2 separate regions of the Homo sapiens genome follow, and region 2 is linked to region 1. A link is a loop called in an ENCODE intact Hi-C map of the cell type or tissue named here. Cell type or tissue: endothelial cell of umbilical vein. All regions are shown on one strand. Links, peaks and the distances in the headings refer to the core of each region. The heading gives the core; the rest is flanking DNA.

Region 1 (6,338 bases), core at 1,528-4,027:
CATGGGGTATGGGGAAGGTGATATTAAGAACTTACAGCATCCGAGATATTACCCTACTTGCAGGCTAACAAGTTAGCCTGGCACAGTTTCATGGATGCATCAAGCTCCTAGGTCTGAGATAAAGGACAGTTTACAGTAATAACAGTAGTATCAGCATTTTTATGACAGGGCCCAGGTGATGCTAAGAGGGCCACATGACACCTACACACACAGTGGGTTGTGTTACAAGAGAGGAACCTTGAATTTAGGGAAGCAAGTCTTTTTTATAATGGAAAGTAAACATGCTTGCCCTCTGCTCTAGCGAGCACTATTTCTATCTTTCCAGGCTGTTCACTATTGGAAAAAAAAAACCCTTAAAAAGATTGTCTGGAACAAAGAGCAGTCAGCACATCATTCACAAGACATTCAGAAACACGAGACCCATGAAAAATCCTCTCCAATTCTTGTGGGCTTCTAATAAGACATTAGGATAGGGCTGCCAGAGGTCACTGGACATTAATTTACTCTTATTCACTAACTGGACAAGATCCTACATTTGAGCCTGATCAGACACTATTGACAATACATATTAAAACAGATACCTTTTCTCCACTACAACATCCAAGTTGAAATCTGACACACTTAGGCTCCCTGGTTAAGCAGCATGCCCCACCCAGCAACCTAAGTGTACACACACTAAAACAGTTATTTAGGGTCACAGGCTCCATTTGGTAAGTTTCTGGTAAGAAATTCAGCCTAAGACTTGTCAGTTTATGACAGCATTCTCTGTAGATACTGTAACAGGTAAAGATTTGAAAGTCATGTCCTACAAATATTCTGCCTAAGTTGTTAGTTCACTCTACTCTGACTCACATCTCATTAAATATTTAAGCATCAAAGAGAGCAAATTTTCTGAGAATATAGATAAGATATACCATGGACATAGTGCTGATTTTGCTATTCTAACAACTCCATCTAGAAGACTGACAAATCCTACCCTCATCCCTCTCAACAAGAAGCACAGAATAAAAAATAACTTACAAACAGTGATGTACCAGTAAACTGACTTTCTAGGAAAGAAAATGAGCCCTGATTTGTAGTGCTTCTTAATTTCTGTGGTGTACATACATCCTTCATGGCCTACTTTAAACTTCCAGCAGTTTAACAACTGACTTGCAAGATGCCTCATAAGCTGGCACAAGGCAACTCTAGCACACCAATGACCAGTTGCCACAGTTATCATATGTAGTTCTGAGATTTAATTCCTTTTGTGGCAGAATTACCACAGGATAATGATGTTGTAAAAACATCACAGCTTTAAGTCAATCTATGAAGCACTGCCACCATTGCCTGATACTACCATACATCCAAACATTTAACGCACTTCTTCAGTCCCTATTATGTCCCATAAACAGGTCAGAAGGAACAGCCTATAAACTTTTTAGAAAATATTTTCACAGAAAATCTTTTCCCTCGGTCTTTATATCCATTTTGGCACTCAGCTTCCACAACCACTTTGGCTTTGAGGCGTCACAGTAAGTAGTGCCATTAAGTTTTATTTAAAATGCAATAAAGTGCTACTCTTAAGTAGCTGAATCTATGGCATACTGACCAAAGTATAATTATTATTAGGATTTTGCTAGAGAGTCATTACATGGCAATATCCAGTAACTAATAGCAGTAGATGTGATTCAGTGGAGAACTGGGCTGTATACCAAGAGCAGTAGTGAAGTGTTAGGGTTTTAAATAGGTATACTGTAATCAAGTTTCCATTTTTGTATCACCCAACTGCTTGGTGGAAAAGAGGCTGGAAACTGTTAAGACTGGAGAATAGAGAGGCTGGTTGTAGTAATACAGGTAAGAGGCAATTTTGAAAGGGTTCCGTTTCCAGTACTACAGCAAGTAAGAACTATTCCAGACTAATTACTGCCCCTGTCCCACCCCGAAAAACTACTGAAATGATGCATAAAAGAGAAAACAAAGAATACGTTCTTAAAAACATCAAATAACTGTCAAGGTAGAATGGAATTATCAAATCAAAATCTAGGTAAAAGTGGAAACCCAAAGAAGTAATCATAGTACTGTAGCTGAATTTGCCCAACTACAAGAAAAGTCATCAATGCACTAAGCAGGGGTAAATTGCGGGGTGGGGGCAGAGAAGAACCATCCCTGGGAAATTGTCACCACAAGCTATCCCTTTGCTGATTTGTAGTCTAACTGAAGAACACTTGTGTGGTTGGGAAAACATCGTAAGCCATGAATTTAGTTTCAAGTGGACCCAATCCAATAGTTTTCCCAGATGCTAGGCGAAAACCCAAATACTGTATGGAAAAGTGCACCTTCAATCAAGGCCTCAAAGAAATTCAACAAATAGTTTTTCAAGGACAATTACATAGTCAAAAATAACTGAACACTTAAAGAAAGAAAATATCATAAGAATTATCAGAAACAGCAGACACAGACAGACGCACTTCAGAAATATCTGGTCTCAGATCTATATATGATCACTGTAATACCATTTCTATCAATCAATGTAAATTTATTATGAAGAGGCTGAAATATAAGGCAAGTTTACCAGAAAAGGATTTAAGAGAGATGATACTGGAATTAATGAAAGGGAGGGAACAGTTGGAGATTGGGTTGAGAAGAGGAAGTAGAACAAAACTTTCATCATATATGCCACACAAATATGTATGAAACATCCTTCCAAAGAAGGAAAAGAAAATAGAAAATGTTACCTCTCCCTAAATCAAACTCCATTCTAATGAAACTATTTAAGCAGCTCGCGCAATTGTCAGTGTTGGCTGACCAACTATATTTTATCTCAATAGAGACTTCTGGTGTTCTGGATTACCAGAATAAAAGGGGTGGGGGAGGAAAGAAAGTTTAGCAAGAGCAGAGTTTTGTAAATAGTGTTGTAACAGGAAAAAGAAAACGGTTGGGTGACTGTGCCAACAGGAAGCCACTGTGAGCTTAGAAAAGAGTCTATGCATTCCTACCAGGTGAGGGCAATGCTGTACCATAATCCTAATATAAAAAGGATCATTCCGTATATTTGTTTGAGGAAGGATACAGGTTAATCTAGATGGATCAAAAGGTCTTAAAGTTCATGCAGACCCTTTCAATACCTGTACTAATTACAGCGCTTCTTCCAAGAAGACGTGGATGGTCTTGGTAACATTTATGCTAAGACAAAGACTGAAGTAATTTCAGTAAATTCCATAATGTTAATAAAGCATACAAGCTTAAACTCTCTGGAAAGCTTATTTTTTTTTTTAATTCACTTCCCTTTCACTATAGGAGAGAAGCAAATAAGTCAAAGCCACTTTCCATTTCTGTGTATGTTCTAGGAGTAGGACCTGGCCCTAGTACTCAAAGAGATGATCTCTTATTACCCTCCATTTTAAAAGACAGTACCCAAAAATAACAGTGTAGCACATTCCTCAAAACCACCTATAATAATTAAAGACATCTATCTATTATATCCAAGAATATATACAACTTACCCTGCTCCAAATTTGCTGAAATCCTTCTTAGATTGTAGAGTATACACAGTCAAACCAAAAAATACTGTAGTAGTCAGTATGAAAGCTTGCAGAATAATATATACATCATAGAAAGTAACTGTAAAATTAAAACACTGATTAACATGCATATAAACATGCTCAATACAAAACAGCTTTTTCTGGCATTTTATAGAAATGCTTCATTTTCTCCTGTACTTTATGCCAATAAAAACAATTAGAAAAGATTTCTTATCCATCCTTGACTACATGGGTACAGTGAAACCACACCCATAATGCAATTAACAGTCTCCAAAAAATTCATTCATACAAAATCAGAGGTCACATTATTACCAAGTTAATGAAATGACTGGAGAGCTATCACGCCTGTAGCCAGTTTGGAGTTCTACAGGTATGGGAGTGATTCTCAGCCATCTCTGTCCCAGGCACAGTTTACCACCATCTGTGGTGATTGTCCATTATGGTTTAAATATCAATAGGGATGATTCTGGGTCTCCTGCCTGGCTGGGAATTCCTGGACAGTAGCAGCAAATCCAGCAATCATCTAGTTAGTTATACTTGGTTTATCAGCCCAAATCAAGGAAATTGGGAAAGAAAAATATTGGGGCTGTCTGGGGTTGCCTACCATTCACTTACCCTGCAGAGGACAGAAACCAACCACTAACTGCTTTATATCCAAATGTGTATTATCTTGGAGTACATTATTTTGGGGTTTACTGAATATATGCCAAATTCCTTTCTGTAATTTTAGAATAATCATCCATTCAATTATGGCTATTGTAATAAAACTCCTTAACATTTTAATAAATTGCAAAGTTATAACCTCTTGGAGGTTAACTGCTTTGAACCCAAAGCCATTTAAGTAATTTTTAATTTTTCAGGGGAGTAATTATTCATGTTCTTTCTATCATTAAATGCTACATGATTGGAATTTCTCTGTTTATGCCATTACAGGATTAGGAAGGTGAACATGGAAAAGATAAGACATGAAGTCCATTTTGCTTCTTGTCAGTAATTTAAGTATACGATTAGGTTGAAAAGATATTGCAATTACTGAGGAAAATAATGTTCTCAGATTACCTCATCTATGTTTTTCTACCCCCAATTCCAATAATCCTGAAATGAATCTCTCTCCTACATTCTTTATACATAGTAGGGGCTGGAGAAGGGAGAGATGGATTTGATAACCTTAATAGTAAGTAACATTAATAATAAGTAAATATTAATAATACTTCCTTTCTCTGTTAAGAAGCTTCAATCCTATTTATTATTTATTACTATTTATTTATATTGATTCTTTTAAAAAGAGATTACAAAAACATACAGATTAAACAAAACTGGCATAGAAAGGTTAAAAAAACTAATGACAAAGTAGGAAGAGTTAAATATATTAACTATAAGGATAAACAACTTGCTATTATGGAGAGTAATAATTAACTCTGACCTTTTTGGTACTCAAGGTTAACCATTTTGAGACAATCAGAATTTCTATTCTTAATTTACTGAAATTTTTTATTTGAGGCATTACATAGGGTACATCAAGTAATTATAACAGAAACGGCCTTCAAACACATATTTAACATGAAATACAGAGCAGAAATTACCACTGTTTCTTGCAGTGCCATTTGATAAAATATGAGGATATAATGTTAAAGCACAGTTCAGTTTGGCACAGGCCAGTTAAAGGAGTTAAGCTCATACATATGATCAAAGTACGTGGCTCAGAACACATGTTCTCAGTTACTTGATGATAACTTTAAATTAGGGAAAAGATTAGCTATAGTTGTCTTATTTTTCTAAATGGGTAAACAAATGAAATACTGTTCTCCATTCCTTTTATTTTTCTTTTCCACTTCTAAGCTCAGCTGAAATATGTAAACGATAAATATCTAACTTTTGCTTATACTTTAGAAATTATTTGTCCTATGCTATATTTCTGAAATATGATATTCCATGATGTTAAACTTTAGCCCCAAATACCTTTTTACCTGAAAGATCTATCTACATTAAAAAGTTATTATAACATATAGAAATGCAGTTACGGCTTACCAACAACTGCCACAGTCAGAGCTTCCAACAGCGTCTAATGAAAAGAAACTTAAATTAGTGACTGTAAAATTTATACTATCTCATGTACATTTTCTAATTTCTAGCAGCTTAATGTGATCCCATATGAATGATCTCATTTTAGCTTCAAAGCAGCCCTGCGAAGTATATGGGGCAGTTAGTAAACCCACCATAATGAAAATGAGACCTCAGTATATTGAGTGGGAATATTAACATTCTAATTCTGATACTATGACTCTTTAAGCTCTAATCGCATATTTGTAACAGGAAGACTATAAATATAGAACATTCTGTTTTTCTTACTGTGTAATATAAATAAAAATACAATTGCAAAATTATGTGCACATTTATAAAACCTCAATACCTCACACAAACATAGGAAGAATAAAATATTTAGGTAGTACTTTGGTGTGGGAGTCTTGAAAGTGTTTCCCAATATTCATTCTCTCTTTCTTCCCTAATAACAGAATTTTTACCTGGACACATGGCTGTTCAGATTAAACTGCATTTTTTCAGTCTCCTTTGCAACTCTAGGTCTGACTACGTAACGATACTCTAGCCAATTTAATGTGACTAAGATAGGAATTCAACTTCTGGATTGTGCTCTAAAAACAAAGAAAGACTTGCTCTCCCCTTCCTCTTCTCATTTGTTTGTATTAATAACTGGATACTCTGTGGCTATGGAAGTGATCTATCTTATACCATATGATCTATCATATACCACTCTAGGAATGCCTGGACCTTAGCAGAAGCGTGGGCCCTTGTCAC
Region 2 (6,338 bases), core at 2,378-4,877, 550 kb after region 1:
GAATCTGGGACGTCAAGTCAGGAGAACCAGCTGAGCTCAGGAGTTTATGACCAGCCTAAGCAACATAGCGAGACCTTGTCTCTAATAAAAATTAAAAAAAAATTTTTTCAAAAAATTTTTTTTAATTTTTATTAGAGACAAGTTCTCGCTATGTTGCTTAGAAAAATTAACCAGGCATTGTGGTGTGTGCCTGTAGTCCCAGGTATCCGGGAGGCTAAGGCAGGAGGATTGCTTGAGCTCAGGAGTTTGAAGCTGCAGTGAGCTATGATCCTGCCACTGCAGTCCAGCCTGGGCAATAGAGCAAGACCCAGTGTCAAAAACAAAACAACAAAACAAAAAAACCTCCATACTGTTTTCCATAATGGTTGCACTAATTTACATTTCCAACAACAGTGTAAATAGGTTCCCTTTTCTCCATGCTAGCCAGCTATGCTATTTGCTCAACCCAAGAAATACAAGAATTAGTCAAGGGTAATTTTCATTTTATGAGATTTTTGTTTCATGCTTTAACTTCAGAACTAACCTCCACCACTCAACTCCAGTGCAACCACTACTAAATTCAATGACTTCTAAACCAAACCTTATTTGTCACTTCTCATAGTCAAGGTTTTTCTTTAAGGAATGTGCCTTCAGTCATTTGTATCTGTGGTCCTGGTGGAAGGCAAAAGCACAAACTATTAGAAACATTGGGTTTGTTCAAGTGCTGTGATTTGTGCTTAGGCTGAATAAGAAAAACTATCAAATGAATACACTAGAGGTTTCTTCCATAAAGCAAAGGGAAAAGTCTAAATATTTCATTAAAAATACAACAGGGAGGAATTTACTTTCAAGTTTTTACAAGGAATTAAAAAATACATATACTTTTCCAAAGTTAGATCCATCAACTTTTACCTTTCTTGTTATATAGATCTCTGAATGGTTCTTAATGGTTGCCTACGTTATCAAGCCTGGAATTCGACAATGCTCCCACCATGCCCTTGTCCACTCATTCTTCCGAAAGTTTGGTTCTAAGTCCCAGTGGTGAATGAAAGTGTCCTCTTTACAAGCATCTTTTATTCTAAAGCTACCTTTCTTTTGCCTTTATATCTAATACTTTATTTTTAGAAATGACATTAAAATTAGTCCCTAGGAAGAGAGTCCTTCCATAGATTCTCTCTCTTAACTTGTTTGCGTAGGGAAATGCAGGCGCTTAATTGATCAAAAGGGACTCACAGAAGGATGAACTATTTTGCAGAAGCATGCTAATGGAAATGCACCAACCGCTAAGACCCACTGCTCACAGGAAGCATCATAAAACTGGTGAGCTGATGGAAGTGCAAAGCTGTAAAGTAACAGCCAAATTTATCTTTTTTTAAAAAATAAAAGGTATCTTCCAAGTAGAAAATTAGAGAACCATTTGATATAATTCACTGCATTTGACAGCTTTGGAGTAGATTTATACCCTGCTTTTTTCCTCCCACCTTCAGTTTTCCATTATCAATCTCTCAGCAGGGTTTGGATTTCAGCATTGGCACCAATAGACAGAACTGGAAACAAGTGCATTCTGCAAATCACTGCATGCTCCCATGTCATAATCTCAATTCTCATTCCTCAGATACAGATTCTAGGTTGCAGCTGCAGATTAAAGTCAATTCTCTAAAATTACAACTGTAATTTCTCACTTATTTCAGGAGTTCCAATTGTGTAACCCTGTAGGAAGTTTCACTCATATGAGGAAGTTCAAATGAAACAGAAATTTGAGTGGAGAATTAAGCTGTCCCTTCCTTTTTTGGCACTGCGTCTACATGGCATCTTACAACTCTTTGATTGCTGTGATGACAGGCAGGGCCAAACTAGTCAGGAGACAAAAGACAAGGCCATCTATCACCATTATTTGGAAATTTCATCTAGCAAAGGATTTATGATCTGTTCATTTTGGAGGAGATTTAAAAAAAAACAAAGATTGAATAAAGTATGTCTGGTGATACATGAAAATGAGATGATGAGATGGATTTTACAGAAGACCTGGGGCTGACTGCATTTGGTCAGAAGTGCCACATTGTCATGGCAGAGAGGAGGGGATTTGTCTAGGACCACTGAGCACCACAGCTGAGAGTTCTTTGAAAAACAACCAGTACCCAGAGTATCCCAGAGGCAGTCAGGACAGCACAGTGATAAGAGTGTGGGCTCTGGGACCAGACTGCCTGGGTTTGAATCTAGGAAATGAGCTACGACAAGTTACTAAATATTCCTGTGCCTCAGTTTCTCTAGCTACTCATAGGATTATTACAGAATTATTTCGTAAGTCATGACTTGTGCTGAGGAGTCCTGACCTAGAACAGTACCTAACATATAACAAATGCTGGAAACCACTGTAACCTAACTTCATAGGGTGTTGAGAATGTTACAGGAGTTATGAATAAAGTGTTTAGGATAGTGCTTGATACATAAAAAGTGCTAGGGTGTTAGTCATTATTACTATGAATGTTGTTATAATAGTAACCAATAATTAGTAGTACCAGAGTTCCTTAACATAGTATGTCCCAAGAGAGCCAGGTCATGAGCTTATGAATGACAGGGTGATGTCTAAACTCAGGTTATCAAACTGGCAGCTCCAGGGCCACACGTGACCTGTAAGTACGCTCGTTTTGCCTGAGCTATGTTTAGAAATGTTTTAAATTATTTGCACACTTCAGAAATGTCTATAGTTTATTTAAAGTTATGGGTTTGTGGATTCTCTTTAAAAATCAAGAGCTCATTTCACATTGGGCCTGCATTCCCGCATGCAACTCTCAGTTGGGGCTGGACAATGGTGGCCTCTTTGGATATTTGGGGCATACATTCTCCAGGTCACCCCAGTCCCCACTAGGGTTCCTTCATTCACTGTTATCTGCCTGGCCCTTGTAGGCACCTGAGTTTGCTGTCCTTCTCCCTTGAATCTATTTTAGGCCTTCCGGGGTGATATGCTCTCAGACAGAATTTTTTTAAACACATTCTGGGCCCATCTGAGAATATGATTTTACTGGAGCTCTCCCCGGTAAAATGTACACAAATTTATATGCTCACATGACAACTGCAAGTGGACCACGGACTCCCTAAAGCCCATTCATGAAAAAATTTCCTGTTTTATGGGTCTATTCATGGACAAGAAAATTCCATTAATCCTCATTCTTCATTAGATCACTATTGTATCAAGGCGAATCCCATGATTTTAAAAATAGAAATTATACAGATACATAAAATGAAGGACTATGCTCAGGAAGAGTAAATCCTTTGAACTGATGATAAATTTAGTGGTTGATTTGATTGCACTCAAATTTGGCATCTTTATAACAAAACACCACACCAACTTGCTATCTAATTTCACCTCCTAAACACTTCTCAATTCTGCTACCTCTTCTCCAGATTTCTTAGCACTCTCAGGGCCACTGCCAGCCCAGACGGTACTATTATGAGCATCAGAAACAGCATCTCTTCCTCAAGACATTTTACTGCCATCTGCTGGGGAAAATGTGTCATACTAACTACATAGATTCATCACATCTAAGATGAGAATGCCACATACTAGACAGGGGTCCTTGAGGAGTGCACACCTGCAGAACAGTTTCCAGCATGATTTGAGTTGTGAGCATCCCTGACATGGGCTAAGCATTTCTACTTGAGGCCATTATCCAGAGGAGGCAGCAGAGAGTGGCCATTATGAGCTTTGTAGTTTTGAGTTTTTAAAAAACTTTTTTATTTTGAATTACTTTTAGACTTAATGAAAAGCTGCAAAAAAATGTGGAAACAGAGAGTTTCCACATATCCTTTACCTCTTCCCCAAGGAGATTTCATCCTATAATAATAAAAACAAGGGTTTGAATCATGATTCTGATAGGATCTTGGCAGATGGGCACAGTGCCAGCTCACAGTAAATGCTCAGTACGTATTATTATATGTTGTTATCATCTGCTAGCATCACTTTCCTTAACTATAAATGAAGATAATAAAAATATCTAGTGTGAGGATTATGTTACATTATTAGTAAAGTATTTAGCATAGTGCGTGATAAACAGTAATACTATTATTGATATTGCTGGTGATATTAACTTATTATTTCTGAGGTCTAATATTCTTCCCCAACCCACAGTCACCTAGTACACTGACATCCTGGTTTTCTAAGTATAAAATTATAAGTCATTACTATTCCTGAGATGCTTCCATATCCCAGGGAATAGATGCTGGTAACCAGTTCCCGGATTACCACAGTAGACATCCCAAAGATCAGGAAATACCCAGAGCCTAAGGGCAGAGCTAGTTGCAGGCTGAGGGTATGGCTAAGTGAGATCTCCTTTTGTGTCTTATCTGAGGTCCAACATCTCTCTGAAGCACTAAAGTCTTACTGATAACTGTTGTTGTTATAATTTCATAAAACAAAGGCAAATCTTTTTAAAATAAGGAAGAAAGCTTTTTATTCCCACTTCCAAATCATCTGTCTCTAACCAAGTCATAAAGACCATCAGGCTGCCAGTGCAGTACGATGTGTTAGATGTTCAACAGGAGTTCCTAGAACAGGCTCTACCTCCTCTGGGTGGAGAAGTGGGGCTGACCATGTGTGAGGAGGAGCCTTGCTCATAGGGGGAAGACACTTTTCTCAAAGCACTCCTCAACTGCTGACCCAGCATGCAATCTAACCTGTTTTTTTTTTTTTTATGGCATCTGTTTACACAAATTCTGACCAGGTGGCAAATTCTTCCCCTCTCCTGTCAGCCACAGTATGCTGGACAGAGAACACCTGTTCCAGAAGTGGACTGATTAGCCCAAGGTTGGGATACACAGCACGAGCTATGGGCCACACGAGAGGAGGAGATCCTGTGACTTGTCGGTGGTTGGCTCCACTCCTCCTCTTGGCCCTAGTCCATGTCTACCACTAATGGGATTGATCCATGGGCATAAATCTGAAAGCCCTTGCTAGGCAGGTAGGAGGTTATCTTATCCAAAACTGCTACAGTGTTGTTGCTAGCTGAAAGCAAATGTTTCAAGCACTGGGGAGGGAACTAGAGGTACAAAATTGAGGTTGATAATCTTCGTTTTTAAGGAGCTTCTTGGGGAGGGCATTGGTGAAGGTGATAGAATGGAATAAAAATATCACTTAATGAATATCTTTTCTGCAATGTCATTTACATATGCAGGGTATCTTTAAACAAGTAACAATAATTCAGTGGAATATCAGCTTTATTGATACTATCAGTAGGATGTGTGGATGCAAAAGGGAGAAAACAAATTAGTGAGAAGAATGGATAAATGAGGCAGTAGGAAAGGTTCACAGAGGAGGTGGGACTGGAGGTGGATTGTGAAGGATAACTAAGAGTCTGTCCATGGTGGAGCAGGCAAATATTCCAGGAGAAGAAAGAACTGGTAGCATGGGGCAAATGGGAATGAAGCTTGAAAGAAAACGGAAAAACTAAATGAAGAGGGGAAGAGAGAATCAAATCACAATATAGGCATAAAATGGAATAAGCTAATGATTAGCAAAATTACTATTATCTCAAAACCCCATTTTTTTTTTAAAGGACAACTCATAACACTTACCAGCTGTGCCACTCTTTAGGGTACTTTCACATCTCAAGAATGGTCCTTTGACCCAGTAGACATACAGAAACACAAGTCAACCTATTCATTTCTCTCAATCTACAGAAAACTCTAGCTCTGCAAGCTCCTTGTCATTTGAAGAATTTGATTCCTGATGAGTAAGTTGCTAGCCTAAAGAAAAATACCAATCTAAACATTATTAAGGACAGTGTAACAAAGAAGACATTCTACAAATTCTTTATTCCTGATAGTCATAAAGAGGCTACAAAGAGAATGAGTTAGAGAAAGGTGGAACATACTCAGCATGAAAAAGAAATTTTAAAAAGAATTATGGTTAGGCCAGGCGTGGTGGCTCTCGTCTGTAATCCCAGCACTTTGGGAGGCCGAGGCGGGCGGATCACAAGGTCAGGAGATCGAGACCATTCTGGCCAACACAGACCCCGTCTCTACTAAAAAAAACAAAAAACAAAAAACAAACAAACAAACAATTAGCTGGGCATGGTGGCGGGCACCTGTAGTCCCAGCTACTTGGGAGGCTGAGGCAGGAGAATGGCGTGAACCCGGGAGGCAGAGCTTGCAGTAAGCTGAGATCGCACCACTGCACTCCAGCCTGGGTGACAGAGCAAGACTCTGTCTCAAAAAAAAAAAAAAAAAAAAAAAAAAAAGAATTACTGTTATAGATTTTGTGATCCAAGAGGGATGTTAGGCAGCCTGCACCTAATAGAATTTGGTAGATGCAAAAAAAGTTGCTTGTTGAATAAATGACTGAATGTTCTACTTCAGTGGTT

What was found. Peaks named below come from ENCODE experiments on the same cell type or tissue, not always from the same donor. Only the 100,000 strongest peaks of a DNase experiment are listed, where the experiment ranks them.
Region 2: a loop joins it to region 1, with 13 times the contacts of the local background. A loop is called at or near these places in 27 of 110 quality-filtered maps.

What each region holds. Positions count from the first base shown.
Region 1 is chr12:66,142,356-66,148,693 of GRCh38, forward strand. It overlaps TMBIM4 (transmembrane BAX inhibitor motif containing 4), which reads right to left. Exons shown (of 7, transcript NM_016056.4): 4 at 5,553-5,586; 5 at 3,486-3,603. Among named protein-coding and RNA genes, the nearest start is that of LLPH-DT, 15 kb to the left of the region's middle. In endothelial cell of umbilical vein, for the core only: a CTCF peak has its summit at 2,961; a DNase peak (open chromatin) is centred at 2,976; H3K27ac peaks cover 1,112 bases.
Region 2 is chr12:66,690,618-66,696,955 of GRCh38, forward strand. It overlaps a transcript of GRIP1 not described here. Among named protein-coding and RNA genes, the nearest start is that of GRIP1, 15 kb to the left of the region's middle. RefSeq lists a silencer at 3,292-3,586. In endothelial cell of umbilical vein, for the core only: a CTCF peak has its summit at 3,484 (motif pointing left); a DNase peak (open chromatin) is centred at 3,484.